3 separate regions of the Homo sapiens genome follow, and all the other regions are linked to region 1. Evidence: chromatin contacts called from ENCODE Hi-C or POLR2A ChIA-PET data. All regions are on one chromosome and are shown on one strand. The core of a region is the stretch at or near the end of the contact, and the rest is flanking DNA. Distances in the headings are between cores, read along the strand shown. Region 1 has its middle 9.0 kb from the start of TEX48. Region 2 overlaps RGS3 (regulator of G protein signaling 3). Region 3 overlaps RGS3 (regulator of G protein signaling 3).

Region 1 (4,153 bases), core at 893-3,392:
TAATTTACAACTCAAGAATCCTCTTACTTTTACTCTAAACCTCAAGTGTACTTATCTCTCCCCTTGAGGAAAAAAAAAATTCAAAATAGCACTGAAGCCCAGGGCCCTCAGAATGCTCTATCTGCCACAAAATTCACGACTGTCCTGAATTTTGTAAGAAATGCATGAATTATAACAACAAAACAGCAACATTAGGTATTGAGTGTTTACTCTGTGCTTAAAACTTTGAGTTCAATGTTTCAATGCATCCTCAAAAAGCCATTAGGCATTACCATGCCACTTACAGGCATGGACACTGAAGCTCAGAGAAGCCACATAAGTCATCTAAGGTCACACAGCTAACATACGGTGAGCTGGGATTTCATCTTAGATAGTTGTCTCCACAGCAAAGCACTTGGCACAGTGTCTTACACATAGTTAATGTCACAAATGTTACTATTATGCTTACTTTCCTTAAAATGATTTCTGCCAGTCAGGCACAGTGGCTAACGCCTGTAATCCCAGCAGTTTGGGAGGCCGAACGGGCGGATCTCTTGAGGTCAGGAGTTTGAGACCAGCCTGAACAACATGGTGAAACCCTGTCTCTACTAAAAATACAAAAAGTAGCCAGACGTGGTGGCAGGCACCTGTAATCCCAGCTACTCAGGAGGCTGAGGCAGTAGAATCACTTGAACCCCAAGGGTGGAGGTTGCAGTGAGCCAAGATAACATCACTGAGCTTCAGTCTGGGCGACAGGAGACTCAGGCTCAAAAATCAATCAATCAATCAATCAATAAAATGATTCCTGCATATATTTGGGCAAGGTGGTCCCACAGATTCCTTAACCCACAGTGTCTAGATGATTTTCATTGGCAAACCCATAATTTTTCCTGTAAGTTTCCCACATCCCTGCCAAAGCCAGAAGATTTGTCTTATTTTATTGGTTTCTGAGAATGTTGATTTCACTTTTTAGGGTTTCATCAGAACAATCTTAAGAAATAATCTCCTCTGGCCAAGCGCAGCAGCTCAAGCCTATAATCCCAGCACTTTGGGAGGCTGAGGTGGGAGAATTGCTTGAGTCCCAGAGTTAGAGACCAGCCTAGGCACCATAGTGAGACTCCACCTCTACAAAAAATAGAAAAAATTAGCCCAGTGTGCTGGTGCATGCCTTTAGTTCCAGCTACCCAGGAGGCTGAGGTGGGAGGACCACTTGAGCCAGGGAAGAAGAGACTGCAGTGAGCCATAATAGTGCCACTGCACTTCAGCCTAGGCAACTGAGCAATACCCTGTCTCAAAACAAACAAAAGAAAAAAAAAATTTCTTCCATATCTCTGAAAATTAGCACACTGTCTTGAAATCAGTTATAAGGCTCAGTATAGAATCATCATGAAGAAGCTTTTGAGCTTCATGAGCACAAAAGCATAGAGAGGTGGGTGGCTACCGAAAGACAGCACAGTGTGTCATCGGGGAAGGCACAGAAGTCTTTCCAAGATACAGCACACCATGCAGTTCAAAATGTAACTTCATACATGCCAGCTCTTTTTGCCCTGAGCAAGGTGGGAATTGTGGGTGTCATTTTAAAGATGAGCAAATGAGACTCAGAGAAGGAAAGTGATTTGCCCTGCATGGGAAAGGCAGAAGTCTGAATCCAACTAGGGGTGGGTAGTATGTTTGGCCATGGACATTCCAGATGACTTGGTGACAAGAAAGCATGTGTGGAAGGAAAGGGAAGCCATATTGACTCTGAATCACATGCTGCCCTACACTGCGGCGGCTCCTTCCTCCTTCTCTTCCAAAAGGGAAGCACAAAACACAGCACCAAGAGGAATGCCCACCAAGTGCTCCTGAGAGATGACCTGCACTGTAACACTGTTCCTTGGGCCATCTATTGGGGGAGAGAGCCTTAGAAAGGGACGGGCACCACCTCTTCGGAACCTAAGCCCTTTCCAATGCTGCCCAAGAAGCCTCAGAGTGATGCTCTCTAGCTTCGCTCCACAGCAAATAATGGCACTGTGAAGTTTCACTGTAATAAAGAGATGATTCAGTGATTACTCAGAGAAACCATAGAATTTCAGAGATGCGCTCCTTAACCACAAACGTGTACAGCGATGCCAGCTTCATCTCCCTGCTGCAGCCTTCGCATTTGGGGTCAGATCTGAGTAATAAATGACATCTTAAATGACTGGTGACAGTGTTCACTCTTCCTTCCTCCCCAGCCCCACCACACTCAGAACTCAGCCACTGTGGCAAAATTTTAATACAAAGCCTTCAACAAGAGCAGTGAAACTTGTCTTCTCTCCATTTTCTCACAAGCCTCAAACTGATACTGGAAATTTTTTTCTCTGTCTCCAGTGTAATCGAAAAATATATTTTTATTAAGCAGAAATCCAAAAGTCAAGCCTATTTTTAGAATGGGAAATTACATTACAGAGGATGATTTTTTTTCCAAAAGGTTTATAAGTATCAATTATGTATGAGCCACAGAAGGGTTTTGTTTGTGACAATCACCTTGGGGCTTTGAAGAGAGCTTAGGTGCTAGGATTCTTGGAAATCAAGAATCTGAAGTAGTTTGAAAGAATAAACCAAATTTCCAGCTCAGAAACCATGGACAAGTGACGAGTTTACATCCACAATGATGCCCTCCCACAGCTTCTTAGGAGGGAAACAAAAAACCATCCCATAACTTTTAGTATATAGGTCATGGATACAATGGCTGTGATAGTTAATTGTATAAGTCAACTTGACAGGATCATGAAATGTTCAGCTATCTGGTTAAACATTATTTCTGGGTATGTCTGGAACAGATCAGCCTTTGAATCAGTGGACTAAGTAAACTGGTTTGCCCTCCTCAATGGGGGTGGGCAGCATCCAATCTGTTGGAGGCCTGAACAGAACAAAAAGGCAGAGGAAGGGAGGAGTCAACTTCTCCCTGCCTGACTGCCTTAACTTGGACATCCACCTTCACCTGCCCTCAGCACTTACAGTCCTCAGGCCTTCGGACTCAACGCGGGATTGTACACCATTGGCTTTCCAGCTTGTAGATGATAAGACATACATATAGATGGAGACAGAAAGAGAGAGAGGTCGAGAGAGAGAGACTGAAAGAGGGAGGGAGGGGAGGGAGGGGGAGGGAGAGGGAGGGAGAGAGACGGAGAGAGACAGAGAGAGACGGAGAGAGACAGAGAGAGACAGACAGAGAGAAAGAGAAACAGAGAGAGACAGAGAGACAGAGAAACAGAGAGACAGAGACAGAGAGACAGACAGACAGAGAGACAGAGACACAGACAGACAGAGACACTGAAAGAGAGAGACAGAGAGAGAGAGACACCGAGAGAGAGAGAGACACCGAGAGAGAGACACCGAGAGAGAGACACCAAGAGAGACACGGAGAGAGAGAGAAAGAGAGAGGAAAGCAGGATCCTAGTGGTTCCGTTTTTTGGAGAACCCTAACACAAGGATGTATCTCAAAAGAGGTTTTCTAAACCCCATTTATTCACATATCACTGTGACTCTATTACCTCTACTCTTATTTCCTTAATATTTTTCTTTAAACCATATTATTCTTTTACATTAAAACAAAGGTACATACCACTACCATAAATAGAAAAGATCAACACAAAAATAAACATAACAAAAACAAAACAATGAGCTTAACTTCTAGCCTGATGCCATCACCTGCCAAAGACTCAGAGCCTGCCTGCTGTTCTCTTTTTATTGTGAGGGAGGTCAGCAACTGTTTGGAGGCATTACTGAGGGGGTAGCATCCAGCTAAATTTAGGTAATTGAAAGGACTAAAAAGGGAGTCATTCCTTCATGATGTGAACCAGTGCTATAGAATGTCATGTCCATGTTTGGCCTTAAATTTCCCCACTTCTCATCAGGGGACTGGGCCCCACACTGCAGGAAAATATTTCACTAATGTCTTCACCTAGGAAATGTCCCAAGATCTCTGATTGATTAGAGCTCTTGTTCAAAAACAAAGGTGGAATGAAATAAATTCGTTCAACCATCATGGAAAAGTGTGGTGATTCCTCAAAGAACTAAAAACAGAACTACCATTCAACCCAGCAATCCCATCACTGGGTATATACCCAAAGGAACATAAATCATTCTATCATAAAGACACATGCACATCTATGTTCATTGAAGCACTATTTGCAATAGCAAAAACATG
Region 2 (4,153 bases), core at 1,214-3,713, 1.2 Mb after region 1:
TTCTGTTGAGTGTAAGGGAGAATGCTCTACAATTTAGCCCTTCCCAGTAAAAAAAAAAACCACTGCTCTAATGGGCTGCCCTAGAAGATTCAAGCACCAATCAGAAAACCATTTAACTGGAAAGTTACAAGGAAGCAATTAGCATGGATGACTCCTGAAAGCCTAACCAATGCTGAGATTTCATGAATTTATCCAAATCCCTTTGAATTTTTTTTTTTTTTTTTTTTTGGTGTGAGTAATATGACAGGATGCCCAGATCTACATGTTTGGTTGCCATCATACTTCAACAAAAAGGAATACATTAATATTTATTTTACTTGTCTTCAAATTGTTTCCTTCAATCTTCAAGGCTAAGGGAGAGGGGTCTCTTGGTTCTAAGTCTCCAGAGATCTATAAGGCAGGGTTTTCTGGACGAATTGCAACTGTCACAAGGCTCTGGCTTCAGCTTGTGTTCCTTAGTTTGTCTTTATGCAGACATGCCAGAAGCAGTGTGGGGTCATGGAAAGCATCACTGAGCCAGAAATGACCCGGCTCCATTCCTTACCAGCCTGGAGACTCTTGGGTCCCAGTGAATCTCACTGGAGCCTCAGTTGCCTTAACTACAGAGTGGGGACAATCGTGCCTTTCATGGGGGTGCTGCAAGAGCTAATTGGGGTCAAGTATGTAAAATGCATACACAATGAGGATACACAATAAGTGCTCAATGTTTGCAGATTCAAGGGTAAGTGGACAAACAGAAGAGTGAATTTAGACTTATGTATATGTTTCAGGGTGGCTGCCATCTCTAACTGGCTTCTTATGAGTCTGTGAATTTATGGCCACACCTCAATTTCTGACCCTTGGATGCCAGACTTAGGTCCACCACACTCTCATTCACCAAACATAGCTCTAAGTGACTTCTCATCCCTAAAACTTAAATCCCTCCCAACAGATGAAGTTTTACTCCCACTGAGACAATTCAGAAGATATGCAAAGATTGTTAAGTTCCCAAAGTTTGCAAAGTTCCCAAGAGGAGGTTCGGAAAAGAGGAGGTCCAGAAATACAGTAGGCAACAGCGAGCGGTGGAAGGGAGCATGCAGTCCCCCAGGGCACTCCCTTGAAAAAGATAATGTACATTTGGAATAGATGAGTTCCAGTCCAGTCTGCTTACTTAAAAAACAAACCAACCTCCTGCTTCAGCCACAGTCACACATAGTGTCCCAGAAGGCTGAGGTTTAAAGCGTCCTTACAGACCAACCTCTGACCCTGCCCTTACTGCCTCAAATACACACATACCTACTGCTCAGATGGAAAGACTGAGGAAGAAGGAAGAAATCACATGTGAGCCAGCAGCAGACCTGGGTCTCGATACAAACTTCCTGTCTCCAAGTTTCCTGATCTTTCCACTACCCCAAGCTGCCACTCGACTCAGCCAAGGCAGCTCTACATTGGGGCCTGATCTGCAAAGAGCCTGCTACCCTCACCCCATGGCCCCAGGTAGCCAGGGCAGAGCCCAGGGCTCCAACTTCTGTACCCAAGTAGTTTAAGCTCAGAGACTGAACTGACCAGCTCTGGGGTTGTGTAGATGAATGAAGTTCTCCCAATTAGAGAAAAGCATCCCAGGCCAGCTCCCAGGAAGGGTGACACAGGTCCCATGTCAGCACCCCACAGGCAGAGCTACAACCCAGGCGAAATCATAGACTCGTCTCTCAGAAGAGGACATGGGATTTGGGTTAAAACAGGCCCAGAAAACTCAGGTAAACTGATGCTGGTCTAAAAATTCACTTTGGCTAATAGCTTTACTCTTCCTGCCACCAAAGTCACTCCCCACAGCCAGGGTAAATTGCCATCTCTTCTGCTCCTGAGAGGAAGGTGGGATAAACAATGGGGTGTCTTTAGGGGCTGGGGAAACTTTCTAACCATCAAAGAAGGATTCGACAGCTTTTGAAAGGAGATGTACAAGAAAAAGCTGGGTAGCCTTTGCTAGGGAGAGTGGCGGGGTCCTTCTCAGGTCTCCCCTACCCTGAGAATGTACAATTCTAAGATACTCAGGAAGAGACCAAAGTGAGGGGCCTGGAGAATGCCAATGAAGCCCACCCAGAAAGCCCCCTAAAAAATGCAGGTGAAAGTCTTACCTCGGCAGCCTTGTTCCTCCCTTCATACAGCAGCAGCTCCTCTGACAGCAGGAGGGTCCGGGCAGGATTACAGAGATCTAGAGGCTGGAAATAAAGCAGGCTGAGTGGGCAGTTCAAAAAGAGGCTGGGTGAGGACCCGGGGGGAGGAAGCAGCAGCTTGTCAAAGCCAGCCACAGAGAACCCTCTGACCCAGAGAAGACTGTCAGCCCGCCACCGACCCGAGAACCCACACACCCCCTCATACATAAGATGGAAACAGAAAGAGAGACGCTGCTGTCCTGTGGAACTGTTGCTGCCACCTTCCCCATCAACCCTCACCGTGAGAGCTACACTCATTGACAGGAAGTCTAACCACAGGCTTAGGCCCTCTGCAGTCCTCAGCCCCAGCTCTCACCCCCCACTGCACTGGGCTCCTGGGCCCTCCCAGCCCCCGCCATCCCCCATCTATCCTGTTCATGCCTCACAGGACCAAGAGGCATCCTGAGAGCCACATGCCAAGAGATTTGGTCACTTGAGTCCCTTCAAAGCCAGGCCAGTCCCTGCTCTGCACTCATAGCACACTTGAACTGTCTCCTTCTCAGGCAATCCCCCAAGGGTCAATTATCACCCAAACCTCTCACCCTACTCCCTCACCTTGCCCAGCCCAGCCCAGAGGAAGCTCCCTAAGCTCTGGATTACCCAGCAGGACTTGTCCTTATGACTGTATATTTCTAATATGGCTTCTAAGTACATGACATCAAGCAAGGTGCTTAAAGAAAGATCATGAAACAAATAGCAAGCTGGACCTGAAATCCCAGCTACTTGGGAGGCTGAGGTGGAAGGATCATTTGAGGCCAGGAGCTTGAGGTTACAGTGAGCTGTGATCATACCACTGCACTCCAGCCTGGGGGACACAGCGAGAGACTGTCTCTTAAATAGAAGTAGTTTCTTATACAAATATTAAAATGAACATGAAAATTAGACACAGGCCGCATGTGGTGGCTCATGCCTGTAATCCCAGCACTTTGGAAGGCCGAGGCGGGTGGATCACCTGAGGTCAGGAGTTCGAGACCAGCCTGGCCAACATGGTAAAACCCCGTCTCTACTAAAAATACAAAAAACTAGCCAGGCATGGTCGTGGGCACCTGTAATCCCAGCTACTTGGGAGGCTAAGGCAGGAGAATTGCTTGAACCTGGGAGGTGGAGGTTGCAGTGAGCCGAGATCGCACCCTTGCACTCCGGCCTGGGCAAAAAGAGTGAAACTCCATCTCAAAAAAAAAAAAAGAAAAAGAAAGAAAATTAGACATTGTAGATGCCAAGAACTTTGTGTCACATGCTAAGAAAGAGAAGAGACCCACAGAAAGGCTAAGGCCAGGCCCTGCTGACAGAGCTGTCTAAGGGGAGGCGTGTGAGCTCCCAGAGATGTGTTGCATCCTAACAAAGTGTGCCTACTGGACAGTGACAGGCTCAGACTGGGATGCCAGGGAGACCAGAGAGGCACAGGCAGAAATGAAGCCCGTGGGGCCAAGTCATGTCTATGCTGCTGATAAGACGATAAACCATTAGAATCTTCCTGCAAAGCAATTTGTCAATATGTGTAAAGAGCCTTTAAAATGTTTATGACCCATGACCCAGTCATTTCCCTTTCAGCAATCTCTCCCAAGGAAAATAATCAGAGAGGCAATCCATGCGCAAGGATTTTCATCACAGGGTTATTTACAATAGCAAAAGAGTAGACAGAAGTATCTGAATACAGAACTGGTTAAATAAATACAGTATACCCATATAAAAGAAGAGTGGGCAACCACCGTAAAACACAGAGCATTTAGTGGTGTGGGAAAGGTTCATGCTACAATTTTCCTTTTAAAAAGGCAACATGATATAAAATATAGAATAAGGTCTGTTTTTTAATGTGCATATGCACACAGAAAAGATGCTGAAATGTTCACACTATCATATCTGGGTGATGGAATAAATAAAGATTTTTAGGTTTTTGTTTTGTTTCTTTTTTTTTTGAGACAGAGTCTCACTCTGTCTCCCAGGCTGGAGTGCAGTGGTGT
Region 3 (4,153 bases), core at 1,098-3,597, 1.1 Mb after region 1:
TATCTAATACCAATAATGTTGGTACAGACATGGAATAATAGGCTCTTTCATGTACAGCTTAAAGGGAGTATATTCCTGTCACACTTTGGAAAATAATATCATGGTATTTACTAAAGCTAACTCTCTACAACTCTATGACTCAGCAATTGCAAAACTTAGGTATTCACCTAACAGAAGCAAACATAGTATATCAAAAGATAAGTACAAGAATATTCATAGCAGCACCATTCATTATAGCCTCAAACTGTAAACAACACAAATGTTCATCAGCAGTAGATTAGATAAACTGTGGCGGTATATTCATACAAGGAAATACCACAGAGCAACAAGAATAAACAAAATAAAGCTTGATACAATATTATTGATGAATCTTGCCATCAAAATGCTGATCAAAAGAAGTCAGCATGAAATAATATGTACCCAATGATTCCATTTACACAAAATTCAAGGATAGGCTACGCTCATCGATGAGAGAAGTCAGGACAAGGGCCGGGTGCAGTGACTCATGCCTGTAATCCCAGCACTTTGGGAGGCTGAGGAGGGCGGATCACCTGAGGTCAGGAGTTCGAGACCAGCCAGGCCAACATAGTGAAACCTGTCTCTACTAAAAATACAAAAATTAGCCGGGCATGGTGGCACGCGCCGGTAATCCCAGCTACTCAGGAGGCTGAGGCAGGAGAATCACTTGAACCTGGGAGATGGAGGTTGCAGTGCACTGCACCCCAGCCTGGGCAACAGAGCGAGACTCTGCCTCAAAAAAAAAAAGAAGTCAGGACGGGGTTACCTTTGAGGTCATAGTAACTAAAAGAGGGTTATTTGTGGGGATTCCTAGGGTACCAGAATGTTCTATTTCTTGACCTGGATGGGGGTACGCTTTGTGGAAAATTCATTGGCTGTATTCTTCTAATTTTTCTGGAAGTATGCTGCACTTCAATTTAAAAGGTTTATTTTAAAAACAAATAAAACCCCTCATCCCAGTGTCTCCTCTTCTGCTCCCTGGGCTGAGGCTCACTGCTTCTCGGTGAGCTCCTTGCTTTGTACACATCTCTGATTGCGCATTCCAACTGTTTCCCTCCAGCAAAACGCTGCCGCGCTGCCTCCTGAATGCCTGCTCAGTGTCAGATCCACGCCAAGCACCTCACCTACATCGCTGCATTTAATAACAGCCACCTATGAGATGGGCGCTAGTGGCACTCCCACTGCTATCAGGACACAGAATCCATTCACATGAAACATGTCTAAGTGCTTTACAGCTATTATCTCATTTAACTCGAGGAGGCTAGACCACTGCTTGAGGACATGAAGGCAGGAGAAGCTCCATTCTTGTCCAAGAGCACAAGACTGTAAGGTAGGAGAGATCCTTCCCTCAAGTCCAGAGCCCATATTCCTATACAACCTCCCTAGACAAGGAGGAGCATGTGGCTGGACACACAAAAGCAATTTCCATGGATAGGCGGGAAACATGTCTACACCTCTGAGGGGTGGATAGACTGGGATGGAGACCTGCTCTTCAATGGGCAAGCATCTGTACAATCACATGCAGCTTCACCTCTTGTAGGAAGCTTTGCTGAGGCTCCCAGGCTGAACTGAGTGCTTCCCTGGGGAGTCCCACAGCACCCCCCTCCCCACCCCATGCCTCTCCATTAAAGCTGTGTTGTTACTGTCCATTACCTGAACATCCTGGCACTAGATTAAAGATTGGGCCTTTTAGATCTATGCCACTAGTAATTTGTAAGTACATGGCACACAGTAGGTGCTTAACACACATGGAAGGAAGGAGGGAAGGAAGGAAGGAAGGAAGGAAGGAAGGAAGGAAGGAAGGAAGGAAGGAAGGAAGGAAGGAAAGAAGGAAAGACACGGAAGGGAGACAGGCAGAGAGGACAGTACAGAGCTGCTGCTATTTGAATCAACTGGGAACTGCAGGAAGTGAGGTCTGAGAAGTGAAGATTTCATGGCCTGGCTGAACATTGCTTCCAACCCTTGACTTGAGGGGTGGCATAGCCATGCCACCTCCCATTCCACAGTCCTTCTCCTGGCTGCCTTCGGCCTGCTGTCAAGGTTCCTGCCAGCCATGTGGTCCCCAGAGGCACTGCCAAGACCTTTCTCTGCCTCTCTCCTTGTTCCCTTACCCTCTGCCACCCTTCCCTGAGTCCCCGAGCTCTGCTATTTGCCCAAGGCTAACCCCAGTAAGAGGTAACTGAGGACACCACAGAGAGCCCTGGCTATGTGGCGAAAAGCATGCCCAGTTCCAAATACACACCCCCCTTTCTAAGTTGGGAGCCGCTGACAGTTCTCCGGCAGCAGCCTGAGCCACGGTACCAGGTGCAAGCGGGCTGGCCCATGGAGGGCAGGGAGAGGGGAGAAGCCCTGGGCCATCTGGAGCATACCTGGCAGCTATCCACACATCTCGAGTGATGACTTAGGCCCACTGCCAGAAGGAAGAGCATGTCCTGGGACCCTCTTCCCTCTCATCTGTGCCCGGAAGCTCTGATCTCCCAAGAGGCTTATGGCTCTAGCACACCTCCCACCATCCTGCCCCCATCCCCACTCCAATCCTGGAAGCCAGGGTACAGCTGGTTGTGCAGGGGCAGGCAGCACTCCCTGAGGCTGAGCCTGGCTGGTCTGCTGTGAGTGGCTCCAGCTTCTCCAGGCTTAGGGGGCTGAGCCATAAGCAGCCTTGTTTATTCCTGGGAGGAATGATGGTTTTCCCTAAGCAATGACATCTTGGAAACTGCCTGGCTCCACAAACAACAACAAACCTCCCAGCTTCGGCTTGGGCTGCAGCTTGCATGCGAAGGCTCCTGCCCAGAGGCGCCTGGGGAACAGGCTGGGGGCTGCTTCTCTGCTGCACCAAGCCCTGGCCCTGACCATTGACTTTTGGAAGCCAGGAAGAGGAGACGGCCTGCAAAGAATCAGAGAACTGGATATTTGGAAGGCACCTGGCAGTACTTGGTCCAGTCCCTAGTTGCTACAAAGGAGAAACTGAGGTGAGAAACAAGGCATATTTGCCTGAAATCATCAGTAAGAAGGGACGAGAAGGTGCCGCAGTCTCCAGCCCACCGACCAAGGGGCTTTGTCTATTGCACATGCTGCTTTTCCCAGAGGATAGCAGGGCTCTAGTCAGTGAGCCCGAAGGTCCAAAAGGGACATGTCACTGGTGAGTCCAGAAAGAGAGCCCCAAGATGAAACCTGGATACTCTGAGACATCCAGTTGGTGCAGTACAGAGAGGCCTGGGCAGGGGAACCTGAGTTCTTGTCCCTGATTTCCTGCTGAGTCGCATGTCACCTCAGGCAAGTGTCCTTCCTCTCCTGCCTCAGTTCTCTATCTATCTATCTATAGTTTGGTGCAAAAGTAATTGCGGTTTTACATTACTCTTAATGGCAAAAACCGCAGTTGCTTTTACACCAACCTAATAGAAGGCAAAGAGACTGCCATCTCCAGGGCCTTAAGAGGCCAATGGGAAGCAGCTCTCAAGGCCCCCAGGGACCCAGCTGGGGATAGGCACTCTCTCTTCAGCTGTGCCTCTTCTGAGGGAGCCACACAGACCACTGGCTTGAGGATCAATAACCCCAGACCTACTCTGGTTGGCACCATCCCAAGAGGGTCCAGGGAGCTGAGCTCCAATCCCCTGTAGTCTGTGCAAAGGTCCTTCAGCATTGCATTTCAACAAGCCAGGGCTATCCCCTCCACCCTCCATGGCCCAGGCTATGCTGTGAATTCCACCTAGCCCAGCATGACCCCTGAGTGGATTCTCCCTATGGTCTCCGCCAGGATGAAGCCAAAATTCTCCCCGCCTCACCTCCTATCAAACCCAGCCCCATCCCTTGGCCCTATGGATGCAACTTTGACATTCAGAGCCTAGGCCTCTCCTAAAGGGGCTCCCCGACAGGCCCTCTATGCCAGGCACAGAGCTAGGAGATGGGCGGACACAGCTGACTTGCATGTCACTGTTTGTCCTCAAAGAAAACCTGCCCTAGCCAGGACAATGCAACGCCCCTCTCCAACCATGCCCCAGGCCCCTGGCCAGGTCCTTGCGACTAAGGAATGAATAAGGCCCAGATTCTGCATACATAGGACACAAAGCAATATCCATGGGTGCCACCACCAATGGACAGACTCATTCTGGCTGGAGTATTTGCTCTAGTTGTGGAA

What was found. A loop is a pair of places that touch in the nucleus more often than their neighbours do. ChIA-PET counts read pairs that join two places held with the same protein, here RNA polymerase II (POLR2A). Pooled maps may share reads with other maps.
Region 2: a loop to region 1 is called in a map with no recorded cell type, with 4 times the contacts of the local background. The contact joins two enhancer-like sites. A Hi-C loop is called at or near these places in 10 of 37 single-sample maps with no recorded cell type and 9 of 50 pooled maps.
Region 3: a pooled map shows a loop between it and region 1 (3-fold over the local background). The contact joins two enhancer-like sites. A Hi-C loop is called at or near these places in 5 of 37 single-sample maps with no recorded cell type and 4 of 50 pooled maps. POLR2A ChIA-PET finds 5 or more read pairs at or near these places in 1 of 52 experiments (activated T-cell).

The regions. Positions count from the first base shown.
Region 1 is chr9:114,689,145-114,693,297 of GRCh38, reverse strand. No RefSeq gene overlaps it. Among named protein-coding and RNA genes, the nearest start is that of TEX48, 9.0 kb to the right of the region's middle. RefSeq lists a silencer at 2,004-2,053 and an enhancer at 1,527-2,726. Within about 2 kb of position 2,142, at least 5 of the 41 ENCODE cell types and tissues checked have a DNase peak (open chromatin) inside an H3K27ac peak, as active enhancers do.
Region 2 is chr9:113,515,586-113,519,738 of GRCh38, reverse strand. It overlaps RGS3 (regulator of G protein signaling 3), which reads right to left. Exons shown (of 23, transcript NM_001394167.1): 14 at 2,115-2,198. Among named protein-coding and RNA genes, the nearest start is that of RGS3, 54 kb to the right of the region's middle. RefSeq lists enhancers at 1,274-1,563, 1,965-2,094, 2,255-2,504. Within about 2 kb of position 2,463, at least 10 of the 41 ENCODE cell types and tissues checked have a DNase peak (open chromatin) inside an H3K27ac peak, as active enhancers do.
Region 3 is chr9:113,567,270-113,571,422 of GRCh38, reverse strand. The region is part of intron 17 of RGS3 (regulator of G protein signaling 3); the gene reads right to left. Among named protein-coding and RNA genes, the nearest start is that of RGS3, 110 kb to the right of the region's middle. Within about 2 kb of position 2,347, at least 7 of the 41 ENCODE cell types and tissues checked have a DNase peak (open chromatin) inside an H3K27ac peak, as active enhancers do.